Regions from separate parts of the Homo sapiens genome. Here region 2 is linked to region 1. Evidence: read pairs that join two places in POLR2A ChIA-PET (ENCODE). Cell type or tissue: endothelial cell of umbilical vein. All regions are shown on one strand. Links, peaks and the distances in the headings refer to the core of each region. The heading gives the core; the rest is flanking DNA. Region 1 overlaps IMPG2 (interphotoreceptor matrix proteoglycan 2). Region 2 has its middle 19 kb from the start of SENP7.

Evidence for each region. ChIA-PET counts read pairs that join two places held together with the same protein. Peaks named below come from ENCODE experiments on the same cell type or tissue, not always from the same donor. Only the 100,000 strongest peaks of a DNase experiment are listed, where the experiment ranks them.
Region 2: POLR2A ChIA-PET joins it to region 1 with 9 read pairs; 1 of 35 experiments calls an interaction of 5 or more read pairs at or near these places.

What each region holds. Positions count from the first base shown.
Region 1 is chr3:101,305,201-101,318,293 of GRCh38, reverse strand. The region is part of intron 2 of IMPG2 (interphotoreceptor matrix proteoglycan 2); the gene reads left to right. Among named protein-coding and RNA genes, the nearest start is that of IMPG2, 8.8 kb to the left of the region's middle. In endothelial cell of umbilical vein, for the core only: no CTCF peak of the experiment used is centred there; DNase peaks (open chromatin) are centred at 6,403, 7,493 and 8,523.
Region 2 is chr3:101,523,559-101,541,098 of GRCh38, reverse strand. It overlaps the pseudogene ARB2BP. Among named protein-coding and RNA genes, the nearest start is that of SENP7, 19 kb to the right of the region's middle. RefSeq lists a cis regulatory region at 10,281-10,829. In endothelial cell of umbilical vein, for the core only: no CTCF peak of the experiment used is centred there; DNase peaks (open chromatin) are centred at 8,828 and 9,348; H3K27ac peaks cover 1,781 bases.

The DNA.
Region 1 (13,093 bases), core at 6,211-8,710:
AATTCCAAAGACAGTGGGAAGAGAATAAAGGAACTGAAGGTGAATGAGGATGACAGTTAATAATTTATCAAGATTCGATTTCTACCACCTGGATTTTTACTTTATATTATTATTATTATTATTATTATTATTATTATTATTATTTATTACTATTTTTTGGGACATACTCACATTCTGTCGCCCAGGCTGGAGTGCAGTGGCATGATCTCGGCTCACTGCACCCTCCACCTCCTGGGTTCAAGTGATTCTCCTGCCTTAGCCTCCCAAGTAGCTGGGATTACAGGCACATGCCACCATGCCCAGCTAGTTTTTTTTGTTTTGTTTTTTTGTGTTTTTGGTAGAGATGGGGTCTCACCGTACTTTATATTATTTTAAAATAAGAATATCTTGGTATTTTGGGAACTGATTAAATAGTGAAGAGGAAATAACCAATCATGTAAGGGATTTGGTCATACCTTTTGATTGCTTTGCTCTTGTTTTTATAAATTCAAGAGATACTGTTGAAAAAGAAGCTGACAAAAATGAACATAAAGCATTCCTAGAATAATTGATTTTAAAATACAGATGCTATGAATAGGATCCTTGAAAAGGGATCTCATACAGCTAAGATGGTTGGCACACCACATCAAGATTATAGCTGAGATAGCTGTTATGGTCATGGTAAAGAATAAATATTTCATTTGTTTTTAAAAATTGACAGAAATGAGTATTTTAACATAGGTCTTGCTTGATTTTGAAGAGATAATTTGTATTATGCCCTTAACACCAAATGTTTGCAATTTAGAGGGAGGGAGTTATTCAATATCCAATTAAGGATCTTAGCTCTTTCTACCAAGCTAATTCAGTCTAATGGTTTGCTCAATTTTTCCTTCATAGAGAATTTGGTATCAATTGCTAGTTGTTGTAACAAATTTGAAAAGTGTTTCTAAGCAAGACACAACTATATTTAACCTAATGTTTTGTAAAATTAAACAGCATACTAGGATGCCCCTCTCTTTTTTAAAAAAAATATTCGTTGTTGGACTTTTTAAAATATAGCTTTATTGAGGTATATTTTAATGAAATACAGCCTGCATATATTTAAAGTATACCATTTCATTAGTTTTGACGAATTTACCCTTGAAACCATCATTATAGTTAAGATAATAAACCTATCAATCACTCTTAAACATTTCTTCATGACCATTTATAATGCCCACCTCCCTCACTACCTCTCCTTACCCCAATACTGAGGCAACCATGAATTTGCTTTCTATCGCTATGTATTAGTTTGCATTTTCTATACTTTTATATATAAATGGAATATACTCTTTGGTATATACTCTTTTTTTGGTCTGGTTTCTTTTACTCAGTGTAATTATTTTGAAATTTATGCATGTGTTTTGTGTATCAATAGTTTGTTAGCTTTTATTGTTGGGTAGTATTCTATATTACGGATATACCACAATATGGGATATTTGGGTTGTTTTTAGTTATTACTGATTACAAGAAAAGAAATTATGGTCATTTGGGTACAAGTTTTTCTGTGAACATATTTTCATTTCTATTGAGTAATAATAGTGGAACGTCTGGGTCACGTGATAGGTATACGTTTAACTTTCCAGTAAATTGTCAAGTTTTCCAATATGACTGTATCACCAACAGTGTAGTAGGATTCCGTTTTCTTCACATCCTCTCAACACTTGGTATAGTTGGTCTTTTTTAACTTTAGCCATTCCAGTGGATGTATATCTTATTGTGGTATTAATTTGCATTTTCCTAACCACTTATGACTAACAATTTTGAGCATTTTTTTTACATAATTATCTGTCATTTATATATCTTTTTTTAGTGAGGAGTCTATTTGAATATTTTGCCCATTAAAAAATGGGTTGCTTGTCTATTATTGAGTTGTAATAGTTCTTAATGTGTTCTAAATTTAAGTTCTTTGTCAAACATATATTTTGCATACATTTTTCTTGCAATCTGTAGCTTGCCTTTTCTATTTTCTTGATGATGTATTTTAAGGAGCAGAAGTTTTAACATTTGATAAAGTCAAATTTATCAGGCTTTTTGGGGGAGCATCCTTTTAGTTTTTGATCTTAGTTTGCTAACCCAAGATCACAAAGTTTTTTCTTTCTCAGTCTTTTCCTGTAGAATTTTTACAGTTTTTAGGTTCTAGACTTAAAACTGTAATCTTCTTTAATTTTTGATTATGACATATGGATCAAAGTTAATATTTTTATATGCATAGCTAATTGTTCCAATACCATTTGTTAAAAAAAGATTATCCTTTCTTGGCTTTGCACCTTTGTTGAAAATCAGTGTTTATATATGGTGGATCTATTTCTGCCCTCTTCATTCTGTTCCACTTATTTGTCTATTTTTATGCCAATACCATAGTGTCTTATTTACTGTAAGCTTTATTATAGGTCTTGAATCAGATAGTCAAGTCCTCCAACCTCTGTTTTTTTTTCAAATTTGTTTGGTTATGCAGTCTTTTATATTCCATATAAATATTAGAATCAGCTTACCAATTTTTACAAAAGGGCTGCTGAAATTTTGATTTGGATTGTGTTTCATTCTATAGATCAGTTTGGGGAGAATTGCCATCTTAATACAGATTGACTATTTCTTATCCAAAATGCTTGGGACCAGAAGTGTTGTGGGTTTCAGATTTTCCTGGATTTGTGAATATTTGCATAGACATGAGATATCTTGAGAATGAGACTGAAATCTATACACAGAATTCAGTTATGTTTCGTATACACCTTATACACTTATCTGAAGTAATTTTATACCATATTTTTGATAATTTTGTGCACGAAATAAGTTTTTGTACATTTAACCATCAGAAAGCAAAGGTGTCACTATTTCAGGCACCCACGTGGACAGTCTGTAGTTGTTTGGCATCATCATCGTCCCTGACTCTGAATTTACATTCTACAAAAAAACAATAATTTTCTTACACTTACTTACATATCAGTACTTCACAGTAAAAAATATGCTATACTGTTAGTACAGTGAAGAAGAATGTGTTCAGGGTACTAAACAGAACAGTGGCATCACCAGAATACCTGCCTCAGCTGTTAAACAACAGTAACAACAAACAATGGCAGGCTTCTAGTTTCTTTCTACAATTCTGTGTTTCGATTAAAGGTTATTGTACAACATACTTTATTTATTACTGTTGTTCGTGTGTCTGGTCTGCATGGGTGCCATTTTATGACCCCTTGTAGGTATGCTTGGTGGAGTAATCTGGACATGGGCAGAAAAGATATAACACAGCTGAAGGGAGCTGGGAGAGTCTTTTTTCCCTTGGGTACTCTTGTCTAGTGAGCCTGCATTTTGACTGTCACCCATCAAAAGAGGTCAGGTGTGGAATTTGCTACTTGTGGTATCATGCTGGCACTCAAAAAGTTTCATATTTTGGAGCATTTTGGATTTTTGGATTAGGGATGTTCAACCTATATTGAGTCTTCTGATCTATGAACATGATATATCCCTCCATTTATTTAGGTCATCTTCAGTTTCTTTCAGGAATGTTTTCTGATTTTTATTCATTCATTTATTCATTTGTTAATTTACACATGAAATCTTATTTATACTGATTCTACCAGGTATAGTATTAACCACAATAATTAAAACACTGTAGAGTGTGCAATAGTAAAGGTTTGTACAAAGTGTATATGTGGGAAGGACACAAGTGGGAATGGCCATCCATGCCTGGGGTGATAGAAGTTAGTTAACCTGGATTTCGAAGAATGAGTTGGCATTTTCCAATGAATCAGAGTGGGAAACAGCCCATGGAAGGTTTCAGGACCCAAACGCTGGGTATAGTTTCATTTGTTTAAAACTTACTATACAAGTTTAGAGTCCTAGGGAGTGAAGCCATCCACAGCCCATACTTGACTGATATATATGGTTACCAGATTTAGCATATAAAAATGCAGGACACCCAGTTAAATTTCAATTTCAAATAGACAACAAATAATCTTTTTAGTGTACGTATGTCCCATGCAATATTTGAGCCACAGGGCTATGCAAATCTGAGTCTGAGATACAAGTTTATTGGCTGTTTGTTTTTAGGAATATTATTCAATTTGTTAAAATCTTAGTTTCCTCACCCTTGAAATGGGAATAATAATAATATAAAATATATTTAAAGGTTTTAGTGAATTTGGCTAAGAGTTCTAGGGCCATTGTAGATCCCAAATAAATGACAATGTTATTGATTGAATGGAAGGAACATATAACCAATGTTTAGTGTATGGATCTTGCATATCTTTTATCAGATTTATTTATAAGGATTTCACATTTTTTCATCTATTATTAGTGATATTTTAAAAAATGTAATTTCTGATTATTCCTTGCTAGTATATAGAAATACAACTGATTTTTGTATATTGGCCTTTTATCCTGCAACTTTGCTGAACTCACTTACCAGTTCTAGTAGCTTTTTTGGGTATATTCCTTAGGGCTTTCTACATAGATAATTATTTCATCTACAAATATGGTTATACTACTTAACAATTTCTATGCCTTATATTTCTTTTTCTTGCCTTATTGCACCAAAATGGACTATTCCATATGCTTTGGGCTCCACAATTCTGAAAGGAAAATATATTACACTAAAAAAAGATAATTCCATGCTGGATTTCTGGATTCCTAAGTTTTAGATAAGACACAGCTGGAGATCTAGTAGAAGGATTAAAGACAGGTTAAATGCTGGCATTTTCTTCAGAATATTATAACATTTTTCCCTTCCACCACTAGTTTCCAGGGCAGGTTATTTCTGCTAGAAGAGAGCCCATTTGTACATCTTCTCAAAATAGAAAGCTCTCTTCAGAAGTTACCAAAGGCTATAATATCCTTATTTGACAAGGATGGGAATTCTGAACTGTTTAGTTACAGGCCAAGTAGTGAAGTATGCAGTATTTATCAGTGATGGAATTTTACCTTCCTTAGTACCTCTTTGCCTGGAGGTCATGCTGATTTTGCTCTTCTCTCTTCTGCCTACAGTGTCCTATCTAGGTTTCTCCTTTCTGAGCTGTGCAAATGCTTCAGAACATGTAACCATTCTGAATCCTGTTATTCCAAGTTAGTTAGTTGAACCTTCTTGTCAGATAGCTCCTAATTGAAAAGCCATTGGATTAAGCATGCATTCCCTTTCCAGAGGGAATTGCATTTTTTACAGCTTTTATTGGGATGTAATTCAAGTTTGATACAATTTACCCATTCATACTACAAAATTAAGTGGCTTTTTAGTATATTCACAGATATACCAAATCACCACAGTCAGTTTAAGAACATTTTTATCACCTCAAAAAGAAACATGTGACCCTTTAGCTATCATCCTTTTATCCTTTTATCTCCCTTCCCCCTCTTCCCAGGCCTAAGTAAACGCTAATCTACTTTCTGTCTTTACAGAATTGTGTATTCTGGATATATCATAAAATAAGATCGTATAATATATGGTCTTTTGTGACTGGCTTCTTTCACTTTGCATATTATTTTCAAAGTTCATCCATGTTGTACATGTATCAGTACTTTATTCCTTTTTATGGTCCAATAATATTTTAGTGTATGGATAGATCACATTTGTCAGTCAATGGGCATTTACATTGTTTGCATTTCTCTTAGGTATTTATCTAGGAGTAGAATTTCTGGGTCATATAGTAACTTTATAACTACATGAGGAACTGCCAGACTAATTTCCAAAGTGATTGTACTGTGTTATATCCCACCAGCAGTGTATGGGGGTTCTGATTTAGTCATATCTTTGCCAGCAATGTTTTCCTTTTTTTTAAAAAAAGTATAACCATTCTTATAGGTTTGAAATGATGTCTCATTGTGATTTTGATTTACATTTCCCTAATGATTAATAACGTTCAACTTTTCATATGCTTATTTATCATTTGTATATCTTCCTTTGAAAATGTCTGTTCAGAACTTTGCCCATTTTTAAATTATGTTATTTGTCTTTTTATTATTGAGCTGTAATTTATTTATTCTGGCTATAAATCCCTTATCAGATAAATGATTTGAAAATATTTTATCCCATTCTGTAGGTTGTTTTTCACTTTCTTGATGGTATCTTTCATGCACAAAAGTTTTTTATTTTGATGAAGTCCAATTTATCTATTTTTTTGAGCCTTTGGTGTCATAACTAAGAATCCATTGCTGAACCTGAGGTCATAAAGATTTATTCCTGTATTTCTTTCTAAGAGTTTTATAGTTTTGGTGTGTACGTTTAAGTTTTTCATCTATTTTGAGTTGATTTTTTTTTGTATATGATGTAAGGATCTAAATTTATTAGTTTGCATGTGGCTATCCAGTTCTCCAAGCACCATTTGTCGAAAAGGCTATTCTTTTCCACTGAGTGATATTAGCACTCTTGCTGAAAATCACTTGACCATGACACATGATTTATTTCTGGACTCTCAATTGTATTCCATTGATTTATATGTCTATTCATGTGCCAGTTCTGTAGTCTTTGCTTTTAGTATGTTTTGAAATTAGGCATGAATTCACCATCTTTGTTGTTTTTAAAGATTACTTTGGCTATTCTAGGTCCCTTGCAATTCCACATAAATTTTATAGTAAGGTTGTCAGTTTCTACAAAGAAGTCAGCATGTATTCTGATAACATTGCATTGAATGTGTAAATCAGTTTGGAGATAATGCCATCTCAACAGTGTTAAATGTTCCAGTCTATAAATATGGGACGTTTTTCCATTTATTTAGGTCTTTATTTTTTAAAATAATTTTTTGGTTCTCAGAGTATGTTTTGCATTTTGGGAGACTTAGGTTTATTCCTAAGCATTTTAATCTTTTTGATGCTTTTGCATACATACTTGTTTTCTTATGTTCATTTTTTGATTGTTCATTGCTATCATACAGGCATACAACTGATTTTTGTATATCAGTTTTATATCCTGCAACCCTGCTGAACTTGTTTATTAGTTCAAATAGTTTTAAAGTGGATTCCTTAGGTTAGGCTTTCCTAGATACAAGCTCATGTCATCTGTAGACAGATGTAGTTTTACATCTTTTCCAATTTGGCTGCCTTTTATTTCCTTTTCTTGCCCAATTGCCCTGGTTAGAACCACTGATTTTCACTTTTTTTTTTTTTTACCTAGTTGTAGTAGATTTTCCTAAGCAAATGTTTCTTCATTAGTCATGTGCCCCTAGGACCATTTCCAGAGCTTTAAATGATTGTTTTCAAAATGATTTTTGCCCATTTCTCTTGGGGGTGGATCTGTGTAGCCCCTCACTCTTCATGCTGGAAATGGGACTCTGGCAATTGAATTTGAATAGACTACAAGGTATAAAAGGGTTAAATGTAACTTAAAAGAATGAATTTCTATGGAGTATTTTAGACAAAGCATTGAACTACTGAGAGAGCTTTTTATAGGAGGTGGGGAAACATTGCCCAAAGCATAATTTATAGGAGACAGCTTGTGCTATTCTGTGAAGCTAGGAGTGAGGTCAAGGGGAGGTCTGCTATGAAGCCTGGTGATTTATATCACTTCTGGAAGCTCTCCCATATTCCTTCCAACTACATTTCTTCGGCACACAATAATGTTTTTCTAAGATTTTATGAAAACATTTTAAACAGAAAAGTGAAAGAATGATGTCGTAAACACTCATATTCTCACAGCTTAGTTCTACAGTTAACATTTTATTATGTTTGCTTTATTATGTGTCTATCTCTGTAACCATCTTTTTTTTTTTTTTTTTTTTTTTTTTTTTTGAGACAGGGTCTCACTTTGTCACCCAGGCTGAGGTGCAGTGGTGTGATTACACCTCACTGCGTACTCGATCTCCCTGGGTTCAGATGATCCTCCCACCTCAGCCTCCGGAGTAGCTGGAACTATAGGCACGTGCCACCATGCCCGGCTAATTTCTTTGTAATTTTCGTAGAGACAAGATATCGTTGCCCAGGCTAATCTTGAACTCCTGGGCTCGAGTGATCTGCCTACTTTGGCCTCCCAAAGTGCTGGGATTACAGGTGTGAGCCACCATGCCTAGCTTAACCATCTAATCCTTTAAATGTATTTCATAAGTTGAAGACATCAGTGCAATTCCCTCTAGATATTTCAGTATGAGTATCATTAACTAGAGCTCAATATTTGTTTACTTTCTTAAAGGTGAAATTTACAGAGTGAAATGCATAAATCTTATATGTACTACTTGGTGACTTTTGACTAATACACACTAACCCCAACCTCTCTTAAGTTTTAGGGTATTATCACCCCAGAAAGTTCTCTTATACTCCTTCCCAGATACTTCCCATTCTAGTATGTGACCACTCTTTGAACCATTTTTAAACTCATAGATTATTTTCACTTTCCTAGGACTTTATATAAATAGAATAGTATGTGCTCTTTTGTGTAATGCTTCTTTCACTCAGCCCATTGAGATTCATCCATGTTGTTGCATGAATTAGTAATTTCCTTTTGATTCCATTATATGGCCATTTGTTTATTTTTCTATTGATGGATACTTGGGTTGTTTTCATTTTTAAGTTATTATGAATAAAGTTGCTCTGGCATTGAACATAAATCTTTCTGTGGATATATGCTTACAGGAATACCTAGGAGGAAATTGCTGGGTCATAGGTGATATGGTTTGGCTGTGTCCCCACCCAAAATTTCATCCTGAGTTATAATCCCCATATGTCGGGTGTGGGACCTCATGGGGGGAGATTAGATCATGGGGGGTGGTTCCCCCATGCTGTTCTTATGATAGTGAGCAAGTTCTCATGAGATCTGTGGCTTAATAAGGGGCTTTCCCACGTTTAAGTGGAATTTTGTGGAATTTTGAACTTGAGAGAGAGCACTTCTCTATCCCGATGCCATGTGAAGAAGGATGTGTTTGCTCCCCCTTCCACCATGATTGTAAGTTTCCTGAGGCCTCCCCAGCCATGCAGAACTGTGAATAATTTAAATCTCTTTCCTTTATAAACTCTTCAGTCTTGGATATTTCTCCACAGCAGCATGAGAATGGACTAATACAGCAAATTGGTACCAAGGAGTAGGGCATTGCTGTAAAGATACCCAAAAATGTGGAAGCAACTTTGGAACTGGGTAACAGGCAGAGGTTGGAAAGGTTTGGAGGGCCCCGAAGAAGACAGGAAGATGTGGGAAAGTTCAGAACTTCCTAGATACTTGTTGAATGTTTTTGACCAAAATGCTGATAGTGATATGGACAATGAAGTCCAGGCTGAGGAGGTCTCACATGGAGATGAGGATCTTGTGGGAACTGGAATAAAGGTGACTCACTATGTCTTAGCAAACAGACTGGTGGCATTTTGTCCCTGCCCTAGAGATCTGTGGAATTTTGAACTTGAGAGAGATGATTTAGGGTATCTGATGGAAGAAATTTCTAAGCTGCAAAGCATTCAAGAGGTGACTTGGGTGCTGTTAAAAGTGTTCAGATTTATATATTCACAAGGATATGGTTTGGAATTGAAAGTTATGTTTAAAAGGGAAGCACAGCATAAAAGTTTAGAAAATTTGCAGCCTGACAATGTGATAGAAAAGAAAACCCATTTTCTGAGAAGAAATTCAAGCTGGTTGCAGAAATTTGCATAAGTAGTAATAAGCCAAATGTTAATCACCAAGACAATGGGGAAAATGTCTTCAGGGCATGTCAGAGGTCTTCACAGCAGCCCCTCTCATAACAGGCCCAGAGGCCTAGAAAGAAAAAATGGCCAGGCCCAGGGCCTTGCTGCTTTATGCAGTTTCTGGAGTTGGTGCCCTGTGTGCCAGCCATGGCTAAAAGGGGCCAACATAATGCTCAAGCTGTTGCTTCAGAGGGTGCAAGCCCCAGGCCTTGGCAGCTTACATGTGGTGTTGGGCCTGCAGGTGCACAGAAGTCAAGAATTGAGGTATGAGAACCTTCACCTAAATTTCAGAGGATGTAGTGAAATGTCTGGATGTCCAGGCAGAAGTTTTTTGCAGGGGTGGAGCCCTCATGGGGAACATCTGCTAGGGCAGTGTGGAAGGGAAATGTGGGGTTGGGGCCCCACACAGAGTCCCCACTGGGGCACTGACTAGTGGAGCTATGAGAAGAGGGTCACTGTCCTCCAGACCCCAGAATGGTGGATCAACCAACAACTTGCACCATGCACCTGAAAAAGCCAGAGACACTCAATGCCACACTGTGAAGGCAGCTGGGAGGCGGGCTGTACCCTGCAAAGCCACAGCAGTGGAGCTGCCCAAGACTGTGGGAGTCCACCTCTTACATCAGTGTGACATGGATGTGAGACATGGAGTCAGAAGAGATCATTTTGGAGCTTTAAGATTTCACTTAATTTTGGCCAATTTTGGCCAATTTCTCCCATTTGCAACAGGTGTATTTACCCAAAGTCTGTACCTCCGTTGTATCTAGGAAGGAACTAACTTGCTTTTGATTTTACAGGCTCATAGGTGGAAGGGACTTGCCTTGTCTCAGATGAGACTTTGGACTTGGACTTTTGGTTAATGCTGGAATGAGTTAAGACTTTGGGAGACTGTTGGAAAGGCATGGTTGTGTTTTGAAATGTGAGGACATGAGATTTGGGAGGGGCCGGGGCAGAATGATACAGTTTGCCTGTATCCCCACCCAAAATCTCATCTTGAATTTTAATCCGAATTGTAATCCTTATGTGTTGGAGGCAGGACCCTGTGGGAGATGATTAGATTATGGGAGTTGTTCCCCCATGCTGTTTTCATGATAATGAGCAAGTTCTCACATGATCTGATAGCTTTTTAAGGGGCTTTCCCCCACTTCACTCAACATTTCTTTCTCCTGTTGCCATGTGAAGAAGGATGTGTTTGCTTCCCTTCCACCATGATTGTAAGTTTCCTGAGGCCTCCCCACCCATGTGGAACTGTGAGTCAGTTAAATCTCTTTCCTTTATAAAGTACCCAGTCTTGGGCATTTCTTCATAGCAGCATGAGAATGGACTAATACAATAGGATTGGTGTATATTTTGTTATATAAGAAACAATTAACATTTATTTCAAAGTGGTTATACTATTATACATTCCTACCAAAAATGAGGCTTTTGGTTGCTCTGCATTTTTGCCAAATTTTGGTGTTGTCCATGTAAAAATTTCAGTCATTCTTGGTTTGTGTGTGGATACTTTAATTTGAATTTCTCTGAAAAATGAATGATGGTGAACAGTTTTTCACATACTCATTGGCTATTTTTATCTCTTCCTTTGTGAAGTATATATTCCAGCCTTTTACCTATTGTAAAAATTAGGTTGTTTGTTTTTTTGTTAGGGAGTTGTAGGAATTATTTCAGTGCCCTAAATACCAGTTCTTTGGCAGATATATGTATTTGGAATATTTTCTGCCAGATATGTGGTTTGCCTACTCATTTTTATTAACAGTATCTTTTGATAATCAGACACTTTTTAGTTTTGATGAATTCTAATTTATTGTTTTTTTCTTTCATAATTGTTGCTTTCTGTGTACTGCCTATAAAATCTTTGTCTATCCTCAAGTGATGTAGATATTCTTCTATGTTTTATTTTAGAAACTTCATAGTATTAGCCCTAATATTTCAAATCATTTTTTGTGTATAGTATGAAGAAGGCATTGAGATTTATTTTTTCTTTCCCTATGGGTAGATAGTTATTTTTTTCAAACATTGTTTTATACTTTCTCTGAATCACTTCATTTCATTACCAGACATTATAGACATTCACTTTTTGTTAGTTTTTACTGACCCAGACTTTTCACCTTTGCATTGTCTTTTGGAATTTACTTTAATTTTCATTTCGAAGTTTTAAGAAGAAGAAATGAAAAACAATGATCTACAAATAGTTCAGCTCTGCCTCAGTCAGTGCCCGCTGTATGCTGTATGGTCAGAAGTTCTTAATAACAATAATAAGGATACAGGTAGTTCACTAAAAGACAAATTAAGTTTGTAATGAAAGGTTTGGTTTAGCCCTAAAACCCAATTGATAGAGAAACTTTCAATACTCATACATTTCATAATCTGTTAAAGCTTAAGAATTTTTTTGGCTTAGACTATCTTCTTCTACCAAATAACTATTGGACAATTAGAATTGAACACGATAATAACATATGATATTCATGTAGCACTTTGCAATTTGTAAAATACTTTCACAGATAAGATAATAAGGCAGTAATTATTTATCCTGTTAAAAAGAGAGATGAGTCAATTGAAGCTTTGAATAGTTAGGTAAGTTACCCATGGTATCAAACTAGTATACTGGAAAGCTAGAGCGGGAACTTAGATCTTCTGACTGTGGGAGTCCAGAGGCTCCACCTCAATGTGGATCCTGCCTGATGTGTGTTCAATCTTCTTGCTATGAAAAATAGTTTTTTTAATCTCTGTTAAATCTAACTTTCTCTCTTACCACTCTCTTCCTTTTCCCTTCCATCCTGATGTATCTGTTACCTACAGTGTCCTGCGCCTCTGAAATGGTTACAGAACAGCAGTACATTCAGTACTATACAAAAAGCACAGAGATACTATTTAGCAGCCTTTCAGATTTGATGCTTTGGAATAACTTAGCAAATAAATTGATTAGTTTTTATTATAATACAGCAATATATTTCTCCTGAATATCATTTTAAAGTTCATGTGTATGTATGTATGTGTGTATATATATTTTTTTTTCTTAAATTAATAGGCTATATTTCTTAGAGCAGTTTTAGGTTTACAGAAAAATTGAGCAGTGTGTTTAGAGAGTTACCATGTATTCCCTCAACTCCCCCACCACTTTTCCCTGTTATTAACATTTTATAATATTGTGGCATATGTGTTACAATTTATGTGCCAATATTGACACATTATTCTTAACTGAAGTTCATAGTTAACATTAGGGTTCACTTTTTGTGTTGTACATTCTATGGGTTTTGACAAATGTATAACGACATGTATCCTCCATTATAGTATCATATGGAGTACTCTCACTGCCCTAAAAATCTGCTATGCTCCTCCTATTCATCCCTGTCTCCCTCAACCCCTGGAAACCACTGATCTTTTTACTGTCTCCATAGTTTTGCCTTTTCCAGAATGATATTGGAATCACCAGTATGCAGTCATTTCAGATTGGCTTCCTCTACTTAGCAATGTGCATTAAAGT
Region 2 (17,540 bases), core at 8,207-10,706, 220 kb before region 1:
GCCAAGGGAAGGGGTGACAGATAGCACCTTGAAAATCGGGTCACTCCCACCCCAATACTGCGCTTTTCCAATGGTCTTAGCAAACGGCACACCAGGAGATTATATCCCACAACTGGCTTGGAGGGTGCCACGCCCATGGAGCCTCGCTCATTGCTAGCACAGCAGTCTGAGATTGAACTGCAAGGCAGTAGCGAGGCTGGGGGAGGGGCGCCCGCCATTGCTGAGGCTTGAGTAGGTAAACAAAGTGGCCAGGAAGCTCAAACTCGGTGGAGCCCACCACAGCTCAAGGAGGCCTGCCTGCCTCTGTAGACTCCACCTCTGGGGGCAGGGCATAGCTGAACAAAAGGCATCAGAAACTTTTGCAGACTTAAATGTCCCTGTCTGACAGCTTTGAAGAGAGTAGTGGTTCTCCCAGCACGGAGTTTGAGATCTGAGAATGGACAGACTGCCTCCTCAAGTGGGTCCCTGACTCCCGAGTAGCCTAACTGGGAGGCACCTCCCATTAGGGGCCGACTAACACCTCACACAGTCGGGTGCCCTCTGAGACGAAGCTTCCAGATGAATGATCAGGCAGCAACATTTGCTGTTCTGCAGCCTCCACTGCTGATGCCCAGGCAAACAGGGTCTGGAGTGGACCTCCAGCAAAGTCCAACACACCTGCAGCTGAGGGTCCTGACTGTTAGAAGGAAAACTAACAAACAGAAAGGACATCCACACCAAAACCCCATCTGTACGTCACCATCATCAAAGACCAAAGGTAGATAAAACCACAAAGATGGGGAGAAACCAGAGCAGAAAAGCTGAAAATTCTAAAAATCTGAATGTCTCTTCTCCTCCAAAGGAATGCAGCTCCTTGCCAGCAACGGAACAAAGCTGGATGGAGAATGACTTTGATGAGTTGAGAAGAAGAAGGCTTCAGATGATCAAACTTCTCCGAGCTAAAGGAAGATGTTCGAACCCATCACAAAGAAGCTAAAAACCTTGAAAAAAGATTAGATGAACGGCTAACTAGAAAAACCAGTGTAGAGAAGTCCTTAAATGACCTGATGGAAATGAAAACCATGGCACGAGAACTACGAGATGCATGCACAAGCTTCAGTAGCCAATTCGATCAACTGGAAGAAAGGGTATCAGTGATTGAAGATCAAATGAATGAAATGAAGTTAGAAGAGAAGTTTAGAGAAAAAAGAGTAAAAAGAAATGAACGAAGCCTCCAAGAAATATGGGACTATGTGAAAAGACCAAAGCTACATCTGATTGGTGTACCTGAAAGTGACGGGGAAAATGAAGCCAAGTCGGAAAACACTCTTCAGGATATTATCCAGGAGAACTTCCCCAACCTAGCAAGGCAGGCCAACATTCAAATTCAGGAAATACAGAAAACACCACAAAGATACTCCTCGAGAAGAGCAACTCCAAGACACATAATTGTCAGATTCACTAAAGTTGAAATGAAGGAAAAAATGTTAAGGGCACCCAGAGAGAAAGGTCGGGTTACCCACAAAGGGAAGCCCATCAGACTAACAGCGGATCTCTCAGCAGAAACTCTACAAGCCAGAAGAGAGTGGAGGCCAATATTCAACACTCTTAAAGAAAAGAATTTTCAACCCAGAATTTCATATCCAGCCAAACTAAGCTTCATAAGTGAAGGAGAAATAAAATCCTTTACAGACAAGCAAATGCTGAGAGATTTTGTCACCACCAGGCCTGCCCTAAAAGAGCTCCTGAAGGAAGCACTAAACATGGAAAGGAACAACTGGTGCCAGGAACAAATGCAAAAACATGCCAAATTGTAAAGACCATCGAGAATAGGAAGAAACTGCATCAACTAACGGGCAAGATAACCCGCTAACATCATAATGACAGGATCAAATTCACACATAACAATATTAACCTTAAATGTAAATGGGCTAAATGCTCCAATTAAAAGACATACACTGGCAAATTGGATAAAGAGTCAAGACCCATCAGTGTGCTGTATACAGGAGACCCATCTCACCTGCAGAGGCTCAAAATAAAGGGATGGAGGAAGATCTACAAAACAAATGGAAAACAAAAAAAAGCAGGGGTTACAATCCTAGTCTCTGATAAAACAGACTTTAAACCAACAAAGATCAAGAGACAAAGAAGGCCATTACATAATAGTAAGGGGATCAAATCAACAAGAGGAGCTAACTATCCTAAATATATATGCTCCCAATACAGGAACACCCAGATTCATAAAACAAGTCCTTAGAGACCTACAAAGAGACTTAGACTCCCACATGATAATAAAGGGAGACTTTAACACCCCACTGTCAACATTAGACAGATCAACGAGACAGAAAGTTAACAAGGATATCCAGGAATTGAACTCAGCTCTGCACCAAGCAGACCTAATAGATATCTACAGAACTCTCCATCCCAAATCAAAAGAAGATACAGTCTTCTCAGCACCACATCACACTTATTCCAAAATTGACCACATAGTTGGAAGTAACGCACTCCTCAGCAAATGTAAAAGAACAGAAATTATAACAAACTGTCTCTCAGACCACAGTGCCATCAAACTAGAACTCAGGATTAAGAAACTCACTCAAAACTGCTCAACTACATGGAAACTGAACAACCTGCTCCTGAATGACTACTGGGTACATAACAAAATGAAGGCAGAAATAAAGATGTTCTTTGAAACCAATGAGAACAAAGACACAACATACCAGAATCTCTGGGAAACATTTAAAGCAGTGTGTAGAGGGAAATTTATAGCACTAAATGCCCACAAGAGAAAGCAGGAAAGATCTAAAATTGACACCCTAACATCACAATTAAAAGAACTGGAGAAGCAAGAGCAAACACATTCAAAAGCTAGCAGAAGACAAGGAATAATTAAGATCAGAGCAGAACTGAAGGAGATAGAGACACAAAAAACCCTTCAAAAAATCAATGAATCCAGGAGCTGTTTTTTTGAAAAGATTAACAAAATTGATAGACTGCTAGCAAGACTAATAAAGAAGAAAAGAGAGAAGAATCAAATAGACGCAATAAAAAATCATAAAGGGGTATCACCACAGATCCCACAGAAATACAAACTACCATCAGAGAATACTATAAACACCTCTACGCAAATAAACTAGAAAATCTAGAAGAAATGGATAAATTCCTCAACACATACACCCTCCCAAGACTAAATCAGGAAGAAGTTGAATCCCTGAATAGACCATTAACAGGCTCTGAAATTAAGGCAATAATTAATGGCCTGTCAACCAAAAAAAGTCCAGGACCAGACGGATCCACAGCCGAATTCTACCAGAGGTAGAAAGAGGAGCTGGTACCATTCCTTCTGAAACTATTCCAATCAATAGAAAAAGAGGGAATCCTCCCTAACTCATTTTATGAGGCCAGCATCATCCTGATACCAAAGCCGGGCAGAGACACAACAAAAAAAGAGAATTTTAGATCAATATCCCTGGTGATCATCGATGCAAAAATCCTCAATAAAATACTGGCAAACCGAATCCAGCAGCACATCAAAAAGCTTATCCACCATGATCAAGTGGGCTTCATCCCTGGGATGCAAGGCTGGTTCAACACACGCAAATCAATAAACATAATCCAGCATATAAACAGAACCAAAGACAAAAACCACATGATTATCTCAATAGATGCAGAAAAGGCCTTTGACAAAATTCAACAGCCCTTCATGCTAAAAACTCTCAATAAATTAGGTATTGATGGGATGTATCTCAAAGTAATAAGAGCTATTTATGACAAACCCACAGCCAATATCATACTGAATGGGCAAAAACTGGAAGCATTTCCTTTGAAAACTGGCACAAGACAGGGATGCCCTCTCTCACCACTCCTATTCAACATATTGTTAGAAGTTTTGGCCAGGGAAATCAGGCAAGAGAAAGAAATAAAGGGTATTCAAGTAGGAAAAGAGGAAGTCAAATTGTCTCTGTTTGCCCGTGACATGATTGTATATTTAGAAAACTGCATCATCTCAGCCCAAAATCTCCTTAAGCTTAGAAGCAACTTCAGCAAACTCTCAGGATACAAAATCCATGTGCAAAAATCACAAGCATTCCTATACACCATTAACAGACAAACAGAGAGTCAAATCATGAGTGAACTCCCATTCACAATTGCTACAAAGAGAATAAAATACCTAGGAATCCAACTTACTTTGAGATGGAGTTTCGCTCTGTCGCCAGGCTGGAGTGCAGTGGCGCAATCTTGGCTCACTGCAACCACCACCTGGGTTCAAGTGAAGCCTGCCTCAGCCTCCTGAGTAGCTGGGACTACAGGTGCCACCACACCCAGCTAACTTTTGTATTTTTAGTAGAGACAGGGTTTCACCATGTTGGCCATGATGGTCTCGATCTTTTGACCTTGTGATCTGCCTGCCTCGGCTTCCCAAAGTGCTAGGATTACAGGCATGAGCCACCGCACCTGGCCACTTTCCTACTTTATTAAATGCAGCATTTATGGTTTTCAATAGCTGGGAGGAAACATCAAAAATAAGAAAGGCCCAATAGCAGGAGGAAAAATGCTGCCACCAAGCTGATTATATGGCAACAGCATTGGCATATCATTTTTCATTAGCTGATAACTGCAAGGCTTATCCCTATAATACTAACAGAATGGGGCCCTGTCATTTTGGCAGGAATCCAGGACACTGGAATAGAGAACATTCTAAACCTCTGGGTTACAAGCCATCCATGGGACCCTATCCTCATTGCAAACAAGAGGGTCACTGGAAGAGTGAGTGCCTCTCTCTCCCTCATGATTGGGGGCCACCTCTTCCTTCTAGGCTATCACACCCACAACCTCGCCAACCCATCTGACAAAGAGGTCCTGCAGAACGAGGACAAGGGCAAGGGCAAAGGCAAAGACAACACCTCTAACTCTTTTCCAGGATTCTGATCAAGCCTCTGAAAGTCATCCTCTAGATGACTGATAGGTCCTTGAGGCCATCCAGGCTCCTATCATTTCCATCTCTACAGACAAGCCTTGGGTAAATCTGATTGTGGCTGAACAGGAGATAATGTTCCTCATAGATACAGGAGCCAGTTATTCAGCTTTAAATGTTTACTGTGGCCCGATATGCCAGTCCTCCATTTTCCTCACGGGTACTGATAGAAAACCCCAACAAACCTGTTTCATGCCACTACTCCCTTGAATAACGGAAGGCTTTTCCTTTACCCACTTCTTTTTCATCCTGCCAAGCTGTCCTGTTCCATTATTAGGTTGTGACTTAACTCAAGTTAATTTATAATTACAAGCTAATTTATAGACAAGGCCCCACCTTCTGGCTGTATTAACTCACACTTCACAAAAAGAGCTCCTGCAGTCGATAAAACTGTACATTCTGGCTGGGCATGGTGGCTTATGCCTGTGATCCCAGCATTTTGGGAGGCCAAGACGGGTGGATCACCTGAGGTCAGGAGTTCGAGGCCAGCCTGGGCAACATGGTGAAACCCTGTCTCCACTAAAATACAAAAAATTTGCCAGGCATGGTGGCACAATCCCTGTATTCCCAGCTATTCGGGAGGCTGAGGCGGGAGAATCACTTGAACCTGGGAGGTGGAGGTTGCAGTGAGCTGAGACTGCGCCACTGCACACCAGCCTGGGTGACAGATCAAGACTCCTGTCTCGAAAATAAATAAATAAATAAATAAATAAATAAATAAATAAATAAATAAATAAAACCTTACATTTTAAAACAAATGCCATTTGAGTTTTGGAATACGTCTATTCCTGTCCATTCAATATCAGCTGCTCCCATCATTATTCAGCTTAAAAATCCCAATAAGTTCCCTGGAAACCCTCAATACCCCTTGAAACCTGAAGCACAAAAATGGTTAAAGCCCCTAATAACAAAATTTTTAACCCATGGATTATTATGCCCATGCAATTCACCTTGCAACACTCTTATTTTAGCTGTATAGAAAACCAATGGCTCCTATTGACTAATACACGACCTTATGATTATTAATGAAGCTGTTATTCCTATTCATCCTATTGTCCTAAACCCTTGGGCTCTTTTTGGACACATTCCCTCCACCACAGCTTGGTTTACTCTACTTGATCCTAAGGATGCCTTTTTCTGCATATTTGGAAACCCAGGTAGCCAATTTTTGTTTGGTTTTGAATGGCAAGACCCAGATACTCAAATTATCAACAGTTAACTCAGACACTTTTTACCCTAGCAATTCAGAGAGTCTCTACTCTTTTGGACATGTCCTAGCTAAAGACCTGTATACCCTGCAGCTTCTCCCAGATAGCAATCTATTCCAGTATGTGGACGACCTACTAATCTGTAGTCCTAACAATGCTGTTTCAGACCAAAATACGGTATTAGTACTAAAAGAACTTGTTGATTGTAGGTACAAAGTATCTCCTTCTAAGGCACAAATATGCATACAGATAATTCAATTTTGGAGTCTTATTTTAACCCCTGTTACAAAGAGCCTCCCTAGTGTTCATAAAGATCTTATCTTACACGTGACAACCCCAGTAAATAAACAACAGCTTTGGTCCTTCTTGGGTATGGCCGGGTTTTGCAGTATATGAATTCCTTCCTTTGGAGTACTAACAAAACCTTTATAGGAAGCTCTCAGGGAACTGAGGAAAAACCTCTATGCTGGACTATTGATATGAAGTATGCTCTAAACAATTTTTTAGGGGGACACAGACTCCAGTGTAAACTAAAAGAATGCTCCCTCTAAACACTGTAAAACAAACTTTAATCTGAGCTCTGGCCTTATCCCTACCAGATCTGACTAAGCCTTTCTTTTTGTATGTGTATGAATGAAGAGGAATATCTTTGGGAGCCTTATCCCAAGATCTGGGGTCCTCTAAGTGCCTTGTAGCATATTTTTCAAGAACTTTTGATCTAGTATCCCAGGGATGGCCCCTGGCTTAAGAGCCTTAGCAGCCATGGCCCTCTTAGTCCAAGAAGCCTCAAACTATATTATCTGCCCTTCCTGAACTCTTATGGCTTTATGGCACTGCTAATACTTATTTAAACCCTTTTCAAGCTGTGGCCCTATCCCACCTTGATAATTCTCTTCATTATAGTGATTGTACTCTGGGAACAATGGCTCCCACTGAATTCACTGTCTTGAACATAACTTCCAAACTAGAACTGCATTCTAGAAGAAAAAGTGCCCTAGGAGTTATTGTGGCTGGAGTTGTGGGAACTATCACAACTCTCACCCCTTGGCAGGTTTTACTTACCATGAAATCATAACCATGAGAATTTAATGCCTCCCTTGAAATAGCCTTAGCAAAAACTGGCACAAGTCTATCGGCACTAGAAAAGTCTTTAAACTGACTAATAGGAATGGTTTTTGATAATAAATGAACTCTGGTTTAAATTCTAGCTGAACAAGGAGGAGTCTGTGCTGTCATAAAGAAAACCTGTTGCACCTACATTAATGTGTCTGGAGAAGTAGAAACTAATGTCCAAGGAATTTTCAAAGAAGCCAAATGGCTACACACACACTTTTTTGAAGAAACCAAGACTGAGTCAAAACCTTTACTGATTATTTTCCAAAAATAACTTGGCTTCTCCCATTCCTTGGACCTTTGCTCCTTTTCAATCTTCCTTTAATATTTGGTCCCTGCCTTTTTAATGCTCTCATTAAGTTTATATGTTCCAGATTACAACGATTCTATTTATAGATGACTATGCAATCCCAGTACTGGCCTGCAACAGCAACTTCCATTTACACGAGGCCTCTTAATGAAATCTCATTCCTCTGCGACCCCTGTGCCTGCCCTGTGAACAAGTTTTTCATGACCCTTCATCGCCTAATGACAGAGAGCAAGAAGGAGAAAAACACAACTTATCCCTTCAATGTCCCCTTTCAGCAGAAAGTAGCCAGACAGACTCGACGTCCATTTTCACTGTGCTGTTTTTCCTTTCTTGAGACCCTAATAGGCAGCAGATAGACATGAGCATGGGGGAACACAAAAGGTCAAAGACTTGACCAAGATATTTATTGGGGGGAAATGAGGACAGCAAAGATCGCCTGGTGACCATCAAGCACAAAACTCCTTATCTGAGGAATTCGGAAATAGACTTCCCTATTATCTAAAGCAGGCATCTGGTACGAGGCTTAAGAAAACTGTAAGTAACTAGAATTTCTATACATCTCTGGAATGTATGCATGTCAAAACTTGTTGTACAGCCCTCACTGACATCAAGGCACCAAAATGTCTACAAATGTAATCATCTATCATGACCTATGTGGCTAATATGGTCCAAATTACCCTTAAGCTTCCACTTTAAGTTCCATAGATATCCCTAAGGAAAAATCCACCATGTCTGCACTGTGGCAGTCCTCTCTTTCTGAGGCAACCTACTGCACTCTTCTGCAGTGTTCTTTCTATCTGATAAAATTTTCCTTTTCAAACCTATTCTGTTGTCAGTAAATTCTTCTTACCAACCTGTGAGTCGACCAGTTTCTGATGCTGGGGCTCTGACACCTCACCTGGCAAATATATGATCAAGTTCCTCATCTTCCATCATTCCCCAGTTGATGTTTGATCACACTGGCCTGTTTTCAGCAAGAATTGTGTTAGGTTTAGACATAATCCCCTTTATCCTGTCCTCCAGAGAACTTTCTGTCACTGACACTCCACTCCTTGGCTATAAATTCCCACTTGCCCATGCTGTTTACAGTTGAGACCAACTTTCTTCCTCACTGTAAAATCACACTACTATAGTCCCTATCCTGATTGCACAGTCCTGAATAGTCTTCCTTACCATGCTTTATTAAGTATCATTGATTATTTTTTTCTTTAACATTACCTCCCTAGCCTGTCAACTGAAATGAAAGACTGAGGCAGGAGTCTCAATCAGTTGAAGTTTATTGAGCCAGAGTTTGAGGATGCCCCTGGGAAAATCCCAAGTCAAAGAGGCATCTGTGGCCTGTGCTCTCCAAAGAGGTTTTCAGGAAGCTCAGTATTTACATTTTTCTTTAAGGAGGAGAGAACATTCAGGAAAATGTGGAGGTGGGGTGGGGGTGGGGGAGGGTAGGAAGTGAGGCAAATGATTACATTCTTGTGAGGTTCCAGTTAGTACCCAGTAATCTACATTTTACATAAGATAATGTGAACATTCAAAGAAAAGGGAATAAAGAGTCAATTATACAGTCGTTTCAATGTAGGCAGAAGAATGATTGATCTCATCTTGTCCTTGTTCCGACCTGTGAAGATAAACTTGTAACTGACATTGTCAATGTGAGATTTAACATATCTTAGTTTTAAAAGTTAAACAGGTTGCAGACCTATGGTAACAATTGGTAAGTGCTTATTTTATAGAAGGATATATGTCCTGAAAGATTTAGGAGCCACCAAAGTTTCCTTGTAAACAATTTGTGAGGGCAGCCCTTTGGAGAGGCATGAAGCCTTTTGTCTGTGGGGATGTGGTTTGACACAGGGTTTCAAAGTAACAGTTATCTGTTTGGGGAAAAAGGATGGCAATGTTGCATGACTCATTTCCCAGGCTTAACTCTCCCCTTGGCATAATGAGTTTGGGCATCCTGAGATTTTTCTTTTCCTTTACAAGCCATTCTTATCATTTCTTTTCTTTTCTGTTTTTTTTAAGATGGAGTCTTGCTCTGTATCCCAGGCTGGAGTGCAGTGGCACGATCTCAGCTCACCGCAACCTCTGCCTCCTGGGTTCAAGTGATTTCCAGTTAATTTTTGTATTTTTAGTAGAGACAGGGTTTCACCATGTTGGCCAGGCTGGTCTCTAATTCCTGACCTCAAGTGATCCACCCACCTTGGCCTCCCAAAATGTTAGGATTACAGGTGTGAGCCACCATGCCCAGTGCATTCTTAGTCTTTCTAACAGTGGTTCATGAAATGTGGTCCTTGGACCAGCAGCATCACCATCACTTAGGAACTGGTTAGAAGTGGAAATTTTTGGCCTTCACCTACTGATTTTACTGAATCAGAAATGCTGACAGTGGGCCCCAGCAATCTTTGTCTTAACAAGACTTCCAGGTTATACTGATGCATTCTAAATTTAGAGAACCATTGCTTTTGAAGAAACATTGAAAAGCAAATAAGTGTAATTTCCAGTTAATGAGACTTCCCATAGCAAATCTGTAAAAATAATGATAGAGGAGATAGAAATTATTTAGGTAGTTAGGGTAAAAGAGTCCCTGACAGAAACTTTTCTTCTAACAAAAAGCAGCTCAGAAATTACTTCCTTTCTAACCACGTGAAGTTCAAAGAAATCACTTCTAATAGAAACAGCCTAGAAGATTGGGCTATAAAAATAGATAAGCAACTCTGACACGGAGGGAGAGTTTCCTGGGTAATCACCAAACTTCATATACATACAATGGGTCCCAGTAAAGACAGTGGGCCTTAATGAGCACATTCCTTTCCCTTTTTGGGGGACACTAATATAGGGAAACTGGAAGCTTGCGCAGGGTGGCGGATGCCTGCAGTTACAATGAGGTACCTGCGACCAGGCACAGAAACTCCCCCTCTGCTTTTTAGCATATGCATGGTGGAAGGAGATAAGCAGTGTGGAGTAGCCCAAGCTAAGAGCCCAACTGCATGATAAAGGAGGGGGGTGGAGGCTGCCAGAGTCTCTGCTCTATGCAGATGGGACACCTGGTTCTAACTGGTTTTTCATGCCCTATGTAGATAAGATACCCCCTCCCCACTAGCTCATTTATAAAACCCTTACATTTTACTGCAGCACAGCAACCCATTTGGGATCCCTCTCTGTGACAGAGAGCTGTTCTTTTCCTTTCACCTGTTAAACTTCTGCTCCAACCTCACCCTCTGTGTGTCTGTGTCCTTGATTTTCATGGCCATGAGACAAAGAATCTCAGGTGATGTCTCAGACAATGCAGCTGCTTCAATAACATGTTCTCCTTTTTTGTTGAGCTATATTTGGTCTAGTATTGGAAAGTAATACACCAATTTTCGTGTGCCTTGCTTAAGAACAATGATCAATTGATCAATTATCTCCAACATTTTCCACAAGAAAGCAAAAAAAATCATTACATGGTGATATCAGAGGTTTTAGGATTTCCCTAAAGGCCTCCCATATCAGTCTCTGTCAGCATACATCCCTGGTTTTCAGTTGACAGCCAAAAAAGCAGAGATGTTCTTTATTGACTTCAAGCTGCAAAGATAGATCAATATCAGAAGTCAGAGTAAGGGAATAATAAGGGACTAGGAGAGAAAGCTTAAAATAAGCTGTGTTTTCAACACAAGCATTTCCTGTCTGGAGCAAAAATGATGATGTTTTGCATAGAAAAACTGTTTCTAAATATACAGAGCTGTTTATCAAAACATGAAATATTTTGAAATGACAAGATAAACATTCTGCTTTGGTCTATTTGGGCTGAAATTGTTGAAAAAATTCTTCAATGATACTTGTTAAAGCATGGTGAGGAAGACTTTATTCAAGACCATGCAATAGGTATAGGGACCACAGCAATGGCACCACAATATTAGCAAGTAGGAATTTATAGCCAAGTAGTAGGGTGGGGTCAATAGATGAAAATTTCCTAAGAGGAAACATCAAGGATAAGGAGGATTATGGCCAAACCAACCTAACAGGATTTTTGCTGAGGATAGGCCAGGGTGATCAGGCATCACTTGTGGGTGGTAGAGGATGAGAAACCTGATCAGGTATTGAGGGTGATCTGGCATTAAGGGTGAGGGATTCTTGCTAAACTGACTTAGCAGGGTTCTTTACTAAAATTGGATTTTACAAGGAAGTGCACAGTGGGCCTAGAGCAAGGTTCAGGAGCCTGAGTAAAGTTTGGCCAAGCAAAGAATCGTTACTTTAGCAAAAATACCACAGACTAGGTGGCTTGTAAACAACAGAAGTTTGGCCAGGCATGGTGGCTCACACCTGTAATCCCAGCACTTTGGGAGGCCGAGGTGGGTGGATCACAAGGTCAGGGGTTCAAGACCAGCCTGGCCAAGATGGTGAAACCCCGTCCCTACTAAAAATACAAAAATTAGTCAGGTGCGATGGCAGGCACCTATAATCCCTGCTACTTGGGAGGCTGGGGCAGGAGAATCGCTTGAACTCAGGTGGCAGAGGTTGCAGTGAGCCAAAATCGCACCACTGCACTCCAGCCTGGGTGATAGAGTGAGACTCCATCTCAAAAAACAAAATCAAAAAACAAAACCCCAACACACACACACACAAAACCCAGAAATTTATTTCTCACAGTTCTGGAGGCTGGAAAGTTCAAGTCAAGGCACCAGCAAATGTCTGGGTCTACTTCCTGGTTCACAGATGGCCATCTCTTCACTGTGTCTTCACATGGCAGATGGGGCAAGACAGCTCTCTGGGCCCTCTTTTATAAGAATACTAACCCCATTCATGAGGGTGGAGGCCTTATGAACTAATAACCTCCCCTAATCACACCCTACCTCCAGATACTATCATATTAAAGATTAGGTTTCAACATATGAATTTTGTTGGTGGGGAGAGAAGGGGACACAAATATTTAGTCTATAGCACTCCCAGAGCAATATAATCTTATAACCACAACTGAGTTGAGCTACTTCATTTTTTTTTTTTTTTGCCATTTAAATGGCAAAAAATACAATAACTTTTGCACCAACCTAATAGTTTCAGTTAGCCTGCTTAGTCCAGTTTTAGCAAGAATCCTGTTAGGGCTGGGCACAGTGGCTCATGCCTGTAATCCCAGCACTGTGGGAGGCCAAGGCAGGAGAATTGCTTGAGCCCAGGAGTTTGTGACCAGCCTGGGCAACAGAGCAAGACCTCATCTCTACAAAAAGTTTTAAAAATAGTGAGGTTTTGGTGGCACTTGCCTGTAGTCCCAGCCACTCAAAAAGCTGAGGTGTGAAAGTCACATGAGGCTTAGGAGGTCAAGGCTGCAGTGAGCCATAATTGTACCACTGCATTTCAGCATGGGTGAGAGTGAGACCCAGTCTCAAGAAAAGGAAAAAAAAAAAAGGAATCCTCTTGAGTCATTTTAGTGAAAATCTCCATCCTTGATAGCTGAAAACCTTTGATATCTGATCAAATTCCTCACCCTCCATGCATGATATCTTATCACCCTGGCCTGCCTTAGCAAGAATCTCTCTTAGCCTGTATTAGTCAGGGTTTTCTTAGAGAGACAGAACTAATAGGACATGTGTGTGTGTGGGGGGGGGGCGGGGGTGGGGGGGTGAGGGAAGTTTATTAAGTATTAATTTACATGATCACAAGGTCCCACAATAGGCTGTCTGCGAGCTGAGGAGCAAGGAGAGCCAGTCTGAGTCCCAAAACTGAAGAACCTGGAACCGATGTTCAAGGGCAGGAAGCATCCAGCACACGAGAAAGATGTAGGCTGTGAGGCTAGGCCCATCTCTCTTTTTTCATGTTTTTCTGCCTGCTTTATATTCGCTGGAAGCTGATTAGATAGTGCCCACCAGATTAAGGGTGGATCTGTTTTCCCCAGTCCACTGACTCAAATGTTAATCTCTTTTGGCAACACCCTCACAGACACACGCAAGATCAAAACTTTGTATCCTTTAATCCAATCAAGTTGACACTCAGTATTAACCATCACATAGCCCTGATATTTTCTTTTAGTAATTTTTCATCCACTGACCCCACCTTGCTCCTTGGCTATAAATCTCCACTAGTCCTTGTATTCAGAGTTGAGCCTGATCTTTCTCTCCTACTGCAAATTCCTCACTGCAGTAGTCCTTGTATAAGATCTTCCTTACTGTCTTCAACAAGTATATTAGGCCATTCTTGCATTGCTATAAGGAAATACCCAAGACTGGGTAATATATAAGAAAATAAGTTTAATTGGCTCACAGTTCTGCAGGCTGTACAGGAAGCATAGCATCAGCATCTACTTCTGGAGAGGCCTCAGGAAGCTTACAATCATGGAAGAAGGTGAGGGGGGAACAGGCATCTCACGTGGTAAGAGCAGGGGCAAGCAAGGTAAGGAGAGTACCACACACTTGTAAATGACCAGATTTTTTGAAAACTCACTATCATGAAGATGGCACCAAGCCATCAGGAATCTGCCCCCATGACCCAAACACCTCCCACCAGGTCCCACCTCCAGCATTGGGGATTACAATTCAACATGAAATTTGGGCAGGGACAAATATCCAAACTTTATCATTCTGCCCGTGGCCCAAATCTCATGTCCTCATCACTTTGCAAAATACAATCATGCCTTTCCAACAGTCCCCCCAAATCTTAACTCATTCCAGCATTAACTCAAAAGTCCAGAGTCTCATCTGAGGCAAGGCAAGTTCCTTCCATGTATGAACCTATAAAATAAAAAAGAAGTTAGTTACTTCCAAGATACAATGGAGGTATAGGCATTGGGTAAATATTCCCATTCCAAAAGGGAGAAATCAGCCAAAAGAAAGGGGCTACAGGCCCTATACAAGCTTGAAACCTAGCAGGGCAGTCATTAAATTTTAGAGCTCCAAAAACAACCTCCTTTGACTCTATGTCCCACATCCAGAGCACATTAGTATAAGGGGTGGGATCCTAAGGCCTTGGGCAGCTCCACTCCTGTGGCTTTGCAGGATCTAGCCCCTACAACTGTTCTCACAGGTTGTTGACAGCCAGGAGCTTTTCTAGGTACAGGTTGCAAGCTGCCAGTGGCTCTACCACTCTGGGGTCTGGAGGATGGTGGTCCCCTTCTCACAGCTTTCACTAGGCAGTGCCCCAGTAGAAACTCTGTGTTGGGCCTCCAACCCCACATTTCCCCTTGGCACTGTACTAGGAGCAGTTCTCTGTGAGGGCTCTGCCCCTATAGCAAGCTTCTGTCTAGACACTCGGCTTTTTTTTTTTTTTTTTTTTAAGACAGGGTCTCACTCTGTTGCCCAGGCTGGAGTGCAGTGGCACCATCATGGCTCACTGTGGGCCTAGGCATTCCAGGCTCAGTCTTCCCAACTCATCTTCCTGAGTAGGTGGGACTACAGGTGTGTGCCATCATGCCTGGCTAATTTTTGTATTTTTTGTGGAGATGGAGTTTTGCCATGTTGCCCAGGCTGGTCTTGAACTCCTAGGCTCAAGTGATCCACCTACTTTGGCCTCCCAAAGTGCTAGGATTACAGGTGTGAGCCACCATGCCTAACCACTCAGGCTTTTTCATGTATCCTCTGAAATCCAGGCAGAGGCTGCCAAGCCTCAACTCTTGCACTCTGTGCACCCACAGGCTTACCATCATGTTGAAGCCCCCAAGGCTTATGGCCTGCACCCTGTGGAGCTGTGGCCTGAGCTGAACCTGGGCCCCTTTGAGTCCTAGCTAGAGCTTGAGTAGCTGGGATGTGGGAAGCAGTGTCTGAGGCTGCACAGGGCACTGGGGCCCTTGGTCTGACCCATGAAACCATTCTTCCTTCCTAGGCCTCTGGGCCTGTAATGGGATGGGCTGCCTCAAATGTCTCTGAAATGTCTGTCCTCAAGGACTTTTCCCACTGCCTTGGATATTAGCACTTAGCTCCCTTTCAGTTATGCAAATATCTCTAGCAAGGGGTTACTCTACAGCTCACTTGAATTCCTCTCCTGAAAAAGCCTTTTTTCTACCTCATGGGCAGTTTGCAAATTTTCCAAACATTCACGCTCTGCTTCCTGCTTAAATATAAATTTTAAATTTGAGTCATTTCTTTGCTCCCACATTTGAATGTAGGCTGTTAGAAGTAGCCAGGCGACATCTTGAATGCTTTGCTGTGTAGAAACTTTTTCTGCCAGATACCTAAATCATCACTCTCACGTTCAAACTTCCACAGAACCTAGGGCAGTGGCACAATGCAGCCAAGCTCTTTGCTAAGGCATAACATGTGTGAACTTTGCTCCAGTCCCTAAGTTCCACATTTCCATCTAAGACCTCGTCAGCCTGGTCTTCACTGTCCATATCACTATCAGCATTTTGGTCACTACCATTTAACTGGTCTCTACGAAATTACAAGCTTTCCCTCATCTTCTTATCTTCTTTTGAGCCCTGCAAACCATTCCAACCTCTGCCCATTACCCAGTTCCAAAGCTGCTTCCACATTTTCAGGTATCTTTCTAGCAACATCTTTCTCCTTGGGACTAATTTTCTGTGTTAGGGTGTTCTTGCATGCTATAAAGAAATACCTGAGACTGGGTAATTTATAAAGAATAGGGGTTTAATTGGCTTATGGTTTTGGAGGCTATACAGGCAACATGGCACTAACAACTGCTTGGCTTCTGGGAAGGCCTCAGGGAGCTTTTATTCATGGTAGAAGGTGAAGGGGAGCAGGCCACTCACATGGCAGAGCAGGAGCAAGAGAGAGAGAGGGTGGGGGAGGCACCACACATTTTCAAATGACCAGATCTCACTAGAACTCACTATTGTGAAGACAGCACCAAGCTATGAGGGATCTGCCCCCATGACCCAAACACCTCCTACAGGGCCTCACATCCAGCACTGGGTATTACAATTCAACATGAGATTTGGGTAGGAACAAATATCCAAATCTAAACTGTATCAACAAGTGTCATAAATAATTTATTTCTGAACATGCTATTCCTTCTCAGTCTTTCAGCTGTAGCTGAGCTAGCCTTCTTTCTCCTGCCTGAACACCTTTGCATAGGCTGTTCATTTGCCTGTGACTTTGTTCCCCTAGCCAACTACTATTGTTCTTCAAACTAAGCATCATTTTCTTTGGGAAATATTCCCTGAACCCCAAGGCTGGTTAGCTCTCATGGTAGATATTCCATGGCACCCTTTCCTTTTTTTTTTTTTTTTTTTTTTTTTTTAAGATGGAGTTTCACTCTTGTCGTCCAGGTTGAAGTGGAGTGGCACGATCTTGGCTCACTGCAACTTTTGCCTCCCAGATTCACGTGATTCTCCTGCCTCAGCCTCCCAAGTAGCTGGGATTACAGGCGCTTGCCACCATGCTTGGCTAATTTTTGTATTTTTAGTAGAGATGGGGTTTCACCATGTTGGCCAGGCTGATCTCAAACTCCTGACCTCAGATGATCCGCCCACCTCAGCCTCCCAAAGTGCTGGGATTACAGGTATGAGACACCGCGCCCAGTCTCCTTTACTATTTAACACTCTTCACGTTTGTAATTTCTCAGCCATTGTAAACTCTGTAAAGAGAAAGGCAATGTTGGGGTTGTTTGCTACGGTGTCCCAAACACCTAGTCTTGACTGGCACATAGTAAGCACTCAGATATTAGTTGAAGATGTGAGTGAACATATGCACAAGACCAACAAATTTATTTAAAATTTATTTTTCTTCAGACCTGGTGAACAGGGAGTACAACAAATTTTAACAAAAAACATAAACACACAAAGAATGCAGTTTGCTTATGATGTTTAATTTTTATGTTCACTTTTAATTTTACTATGGTATTATTATAGAAATCAAAGATTGATTCAATATCTAATTTTTATCAATTGCCATTTTGTTGTCATTATATCAAACCACAGCTTTTTAAAAGAAAGATCTTCACACTTAACTAACACTGTAAAATATTAATGATGACACTGAATTCCCAGTTCATCAACAGGCTACAAAAGAGAGAATATGTTCACTTTTCAAAAAAG